Linked DNA regions of Homo sapiens: region 1 is linked to region 2. Evidence: chromatin loops called from intact Hi-C (ENCODE). Cell type or tissue: A673. All regions are shown on one strand. Each heading gives the region's core, and the rest is flanking DNA. Links, peaks and the distances in the headings are about the cores only. Region 1 overlaps RFWD3 (ring finger and WD repeat domain 3). Region 2 overlaps GLG1 (golgi glycoprotein 1).

Region 1 (2,853 bases), core at 354-2,853, 80 kb before region 2:
TTCTGTCCCTCTCTACTTTTTTTTTTTTTTGAGACAGGGTCTTGCTCTGTTGCCCAGGCTGGAGTGCAGAGGTGCAATCTTGGCTTACTACAACCTCCACCTCCTGGGTTCAAGTGATTCTTGTGCTTCAGCCTCCCAAGTAGCTGGAACTATGGGTGTGTGCCACCATGCCCGGCTAGCTCTACTTTTTAATACTTCAAAATATTTTTCATTTCTTTTTGTTTGTTTGTTTGTTTGTTTTTAAGTGACAGTATCTTACTCGGTCCAGGCTGGAGTGCAGTAGTGCAATCATGGTTCACTGTAGCCTCAAACTCCTCAGCTTAAGCAATCCTCCTTCAGCCTCTTGAGTAGCTGGGACTGCGGGCATGCACCACTACACCTGGCTAATTTTTTCTTGTAGAGATTGGATTCTTGCTGTATTGCCCCAGCTGGTCTCAATCTCCTATCCTCAAGCTGTCCTCCCATCTCAGACTCCCAAAGTGTTGGAATTACAGGTGTGAGACACCATGCCTGGCCAATAATAAATTTTTAGAGGCCAGACGCGGTGGCTCACGCCTGTAATCCCAGCACTTTGGGAGGCCAAGGTGGGTGGATCACCTGAGGTCAGGAGTTCTAGACCAGCCTGGCCAACATGGTGAAACCCATCTCTACCAAAAATACAAGAAAATTAGCCGGGCGTGGTGGTGGATGTCTGTAATCCCAGCTACTTGGGAGGCTGAGGCATGAGAATCGCTGGAACCCAGGAGGCAGATGTTGCAGTAAGCCAAGATCGTGCCACTGCACTGCAGCCTGGGTGACAAGAGTGAGACTCCGTCTCAAAGAAAAAAAAGGGTGAGTTCCATGAGGGCAAAGACAGGGACTTTATCTTATTGACCCTTCTGTCCCTAGAAGAGGCTGGCACATTGAATGAATGGAAGCTGGGCTTTATTTCAGGTCCACTTACAGGTAGACTAATTGCTGATTACAGTAGGTGAGGCTGTACCTGAACTATGTCAGGTGTGCTGACTTTGAACAACCTTGCAAAGGTTAGGGACAGCCTGCTTTGCTCTCCAGGTAGTGTTCTCTCTGCAGCCTTTCAGACTTGTTAGATGATGAAGAATGGAAGTCCCTTCGTGTACTGACTGACTCCTGACCCTTCCCTCTGCTTGTGTTCTTTAGCTGTGGGATGCTGCCAGTGGCTCGTTGCTCCAGGACCTACAGACCGATCAGCCTGTGTTGGACATCTGCCCATTTGAGGTGAACCGTAACAGCTACTTGGCTACCTTAACAGAGAAGATGGTCCACATCTATAAGTGGGAGTGACTGTGGTCTCGAAACCTTGAAGGCATGCTGCTGGTTAGATGTTGTTTGCTAGCGCCTAGCAGCCCCAAGCAAGATCCCTGTTTATTGTCTGCAGTCTAGAACATTGGGAATCATGGTTTGTTTGCATTAGTATGATTCTAGGACCCTAGGTCACTGAGACACTACAGATTGTGTATCTGTTATGTCCACTAAAAGAGTAATTGATGGGTACTTTATCTACATTATCCATTTCTTGGGTTTAAAGCCTTCATTAACCATTATTGTATGTTGGAAATTCTTATTTTCTTTATTTTCTGTGTGACTTTCTGGACCTTAGAGAGTGTCCTCTCATCATCTAGGATGTGAGTGGGCATCAAGCATTTTCTGGGGAATATGACATCCCATCTGAGTTGTCCTGTCACTTAAGTATCCTTGAAGGGACTAACCATCGTCTTGGTACTGATTTGATGCAACGTAGATGTAAAAGAGTATTATTCAGTTGAACACAAGAGGGCACTGTAGAACCTTGTGTCCGGTTTATTTCTGACCTTGAAGGCTGACAATCTTTTAGTAACTTGTCTCATCTCCACACAAGTGTGTGATAGCACACCTGGGTGTGCTTTGTGGCAATAACACTTGTGTTCCAGGTGTGAAGTGCTGGGACATTGGCAGGCCCAGTGATGGAAGCAGCTAGTGAACGATTCCCTTTGCTAATGCCTAGTGCATTAAGTTCATTGCTTTGCGAAAGGTAAGGAAAGAGGCCAGTTGTTTGAGCGGTGGGGAAGATTTTGTTTTTTCTAGCCAGCTTAGGATCTCAGGATTGGTTTTATCCAAGCTAGTGCTTTGAAGAACACTATCTCTTGCCAGGAAAAGATGAGTGATAGGTCAAAGCTTTTACTTGAGTCTCCCCTAGTGTCAGAGATCAGGAGAAAAGACATAAGAGAATTTACAAAAGCTATTCAGACTGCTATTGAAAACATGAGAAGAACTTGTCTCCCATTTTGAGAGTTCCTATCTAAATAAAGCCAATTCCTCAGACTGAGGGGCTGTTCTTAAGTGTTCTTTATACATTCCAGTTATCCAGTTAAAGCCTTCCCCATGTGAAGCTGATGTTTGATTCCAGTTTCCTTTGATTTGCCTCCCTAACCTTTTCTAGGGCTCAGTTTGTATTTCTTTGCCTTGCCTCAGACTACTTTGCCAACCCACTTCCACAACAGAATATGCTTCAAGATGTGGGCAGGTCAGTGTCCTGTTCATGGGAGAAAATGGCTTAACAGTCTGATTTTCTCAAATGATTATTGAAGAGTTGTTATCGTTTTTATTATAAAACACTTCTGACCTGTCAATTCAAGAGCTGTTTCTAGGATCTTTCTCTCCGGCAAGGGGTTGTTGCACTAGATTTCCCCAGAGTTCCAAGTTCTAGTTGTGCCTTTTAATGACCCTTTAATATTTTAGGACATAATTTTTTCCTTTTTTAAATTTTTTTGTAGAAATAGATGTTTCACTACGTTGTCCAGGCTGGTCTTGGACTCCTGGCCTCAAGCAATCCTCCCACCTCAGCCTCCTAAAGTG
Region 2 (2,920 bases), core at 91-2,590:
AGGCTTACAGATGTTAAATAATGGCCGGGCGCGGTGGCTCACACCTGTAATCCCTGCACTTTGGGAGGCCGAGGTGGGAGGGTCACAAGGTCAAGAGATTGAGACCATCCTGGCCCAAATGGCCAAACCCTGTCTCTACTATAAAGTACAAAAATTAGCTGGGCGTGGTGGCACGCGCCTGTAATCATAAGACTAAGTAAGGCAAGAGGGTCGCCTAAACCTGGGAGGCGGAGGTTACAGTGAGCCGTGATCACGCTATTGCACTCCAGCCTGGGCAACAGAGTGAGACTCCATTTCAAAAAACCAACCAAACAAACAACAACAAAAAACAAAATTAGCCAGGCTTGGTGGCACATGCCACCACGCCTGCATGTGCAGGAGATTCTCACACGAAGCAGGAGATTCGCGTGAACCTAGGAGGTGGAGGTTGTGGTGAGCCGAGATTGTGCCATTGCAGTCCAGCCTGGGCAACAAGAGTGAAACTCTGTCTCAAAACAACAAAACAAAACAAAAACATGTTAAATAATTTTTCCAAGATCTTGCAGCTAGTACCTGGAAGAGCCCAAATTTGTTCCCAGATCTCTTTCCAAAATTTGTGCTGCATAGCCAGACCTATAGATTGTATAGTAATGAATGCTTAGAAGTACTTAGGAGTCTTCTTTGTTTTTCCGTTAATGGAGATGAACATTCTTTATTAGGGAGCTAATACATTTTCAACCATTGACATACCTATGAGATGTTTTAAAACAGTAATTCTAAAAGGATCTGCATCTGTTCTGCCCATCTCCTTTCACTTCTCCAAGCCATTTCTATAACAATATTTTCCCTTCCTTGGAAAGGTAGTCATCTGTTTTTCTGGAATCATATTAGATTTGCAATCAATTGGAGTCAAGCTGTCTTGCTTTTTATCCCATCTCCCCCCTATTCTCACTGAAGCACAGGGAATTAGAATTTGTTCAGGTCGTGTGGTGATCACTGGCTCAGGTGGAGTACCATCAGCAGGATTCTCCCGGTCTTTTGTACTTTGTACTTTGTTTTCAAAATCAGTTAATTTCATAACAGAAAATTAGCACTTTAAAAGGCACAGATGTGATTTGGAGATTATGGGTAATTTTTAGATTGCATCTTTGTTAATATTTAGATTAGTTTATCAGTATTTCCCAAACTATAATATAGTTTGATATAGTGGTAATTATTGATGTATACCTTTTTTCTACCAACTGTAGAATGATGTTATCTAAGCAAGAAGAAATGTAGGGACTTTTTGAGGATTTTATCAGATTTTTATGCACATTACTAACATTTGCAAACCCAGAAGATTTCAGTTTTTTGTCTGTTTTTTTAGAGGTAAGTTCTCACTGTGTTGTCCAGGCTGGAGTGCAGTAGCTATTCACAGGCTCTAACATAACACATTACTGCCTCCAACTCCTGGTCTTAAGAAAGCTGTCCACCTCAGCCTCCCAAGTAGCTGAGACTGCAGGCATGTGCCACTGAGCCTGGCCTGATTCTGTTTTTAAAATATATTAAATTTTTTTCCCAATTTAGCCCTGGTCTCTTTCTTTGAGCTACGCATCTTTCAGAATTGTGCAGTGAAGTGTGCTGTCTTAATTCAGATGGAAGTCCACTTCCTGAATCCAAGCTGTACTCTTCAGAAGCACCAGTAATTTGCACTGGGTTATACAGAAAGAGTTCAGCACATTCTGGCAGCTCAGCCCTATTTGCTCTTGCTTAGGCCAGTTCAAGTAAACAATGCACTCACCACGGGTCAGTATGGAAGAGTTGTGGCATGTGCAGGTACTCGGGTCTGGGGTGTGAGAAATTATATTTAATTTCAGGACTTTTTTGCATCATGTAATCTTACATCCCTCATTTGTATTTTGTTTTCAAAATTATAGAAGTAACAAAGTTGGATTGGTAGTATGAGCTGCATTGACAGAATCATTCCAGATTTACTGGTTGTAAACATTAATGGTATTGTCAGATGTCTGGAAATTTTTTCTTTTAGTCTAGTTTTTCCTTCCTTCCTTCCTTCCTTCCTTCCTTCCTTCCTTCCTTCCTTCCTTCCTTCCTTCCTTCCTTCCTTCCTCCCTTCCTTCCTTCCTTCCCTTCTTCCCTTCCTCCCTCCCTCCTTCCCTTCCCTTTTTTTTTTTTGACAGAGTTTCGCTTTTGTCACCCAGGCTGGAGTGCAATGATGCAATCTCGGCTCACTGCAACTTCCGCCTTCTGGGTTCAAGCGATTCTCCTGCCTCAGCCTCCCAAAGTAGCTGGGATTACAGGTACCTGCTACCATGCCCAGCTAATTTTTTTGTATTTTTAATAGAGATGGGGTTTCACCACGTTGGCCACGCTGGTCTTGGAACTCCTGACCTCAGGTGATCCGCCCGCCTCAGCCTCCGAAAGTGCTGGAATTACAGACGTGAGCCACCGCGCCCGGCCTAGTCTAGTTTTCTTCTTTGCATTTGGCTATAGTAGCTACTGATTTGACAAATTTGTACCTTTGTTCAGCTGTTCCAAATCATGTGACAGGGCAAAGAAAGAATATAAAAGGATGCCATATCAAAGTTGATAATTCTGTTCATTATTCATACGGTGCCCTTCAGATAATTTTTTTCACCCTGCATTCTAAAACTCCCATGTAAAAGTTAGCTATACTATTCAAACCAGATCATCAGATGGTTCATGTGCTTTTCTTAGAGTAGAACTGTCAGTCTAGGACTCTAAGAGGGCAGATTGCTACCTGCTGTGTCCCAGAGGATGTAAATATATATTTCCTCCCTGCCACCACCCCTTTGAAATAGACAGTGGAAGGGGGAAAAATAGGAAAATATGAACTGGGAAAATGTATCATTAAACTCCCCTGCTTTCCCAGTCATGAAGATGTATTCTAAATATTTTCTGAGGTGTCTGTGTATATCCTAAA

What was found. Peaks named below come from ENCODE experiments on the same cell type or tissue, not always from the same donor. Only the 100,000 strongest peaks of a DNase experiment are listed, where the experiment ranks them.
Region 1: it touches region 2 in a loop (4-fold over the local background); 2 of 110 quality-filtered maps call a loop at or near these places.

The regions. Positions count from the first base shown.
Region 1 is chr16:74,622,377-74,625,229 of GRCh38, reverse strand. RFWD3 (ring finger and WD repeat domain 3) reads left to right here. Exons shown (of 13, transcript NM_018124.4): 13 at 1,159-2,853. The coding sequence ends at 1,302. Among named protein-coding and RNA genes, the nearest start is that of GLG1, 17 kb to the right of the region's middle. In A673, for the core only: a CTCF peak has its summit at 1,797 (motif pointing right); a DNase peak (open chromatin) is centred at 1,789; H3K27ac peaks cover 2,500 bases.
Region 2 is chr16:74,541,902-74,544,821 of GRCh38, reverse strand. All of the region lies in intron 1 of GLG1 (golgi glycoprotein 1), which reads left to right. Among named protein-coding and RNA genes, the nearest start is that of GLG1, 64 kb to the left of the region's middle. In A673, for the core only: no CTCF peak of the experiment used is centred there; a DNase peak (open chromatin) is centred at 1,464; H3K4me3 peaks cover 623 bases; H3K27ac peaks cover 2,274 bases.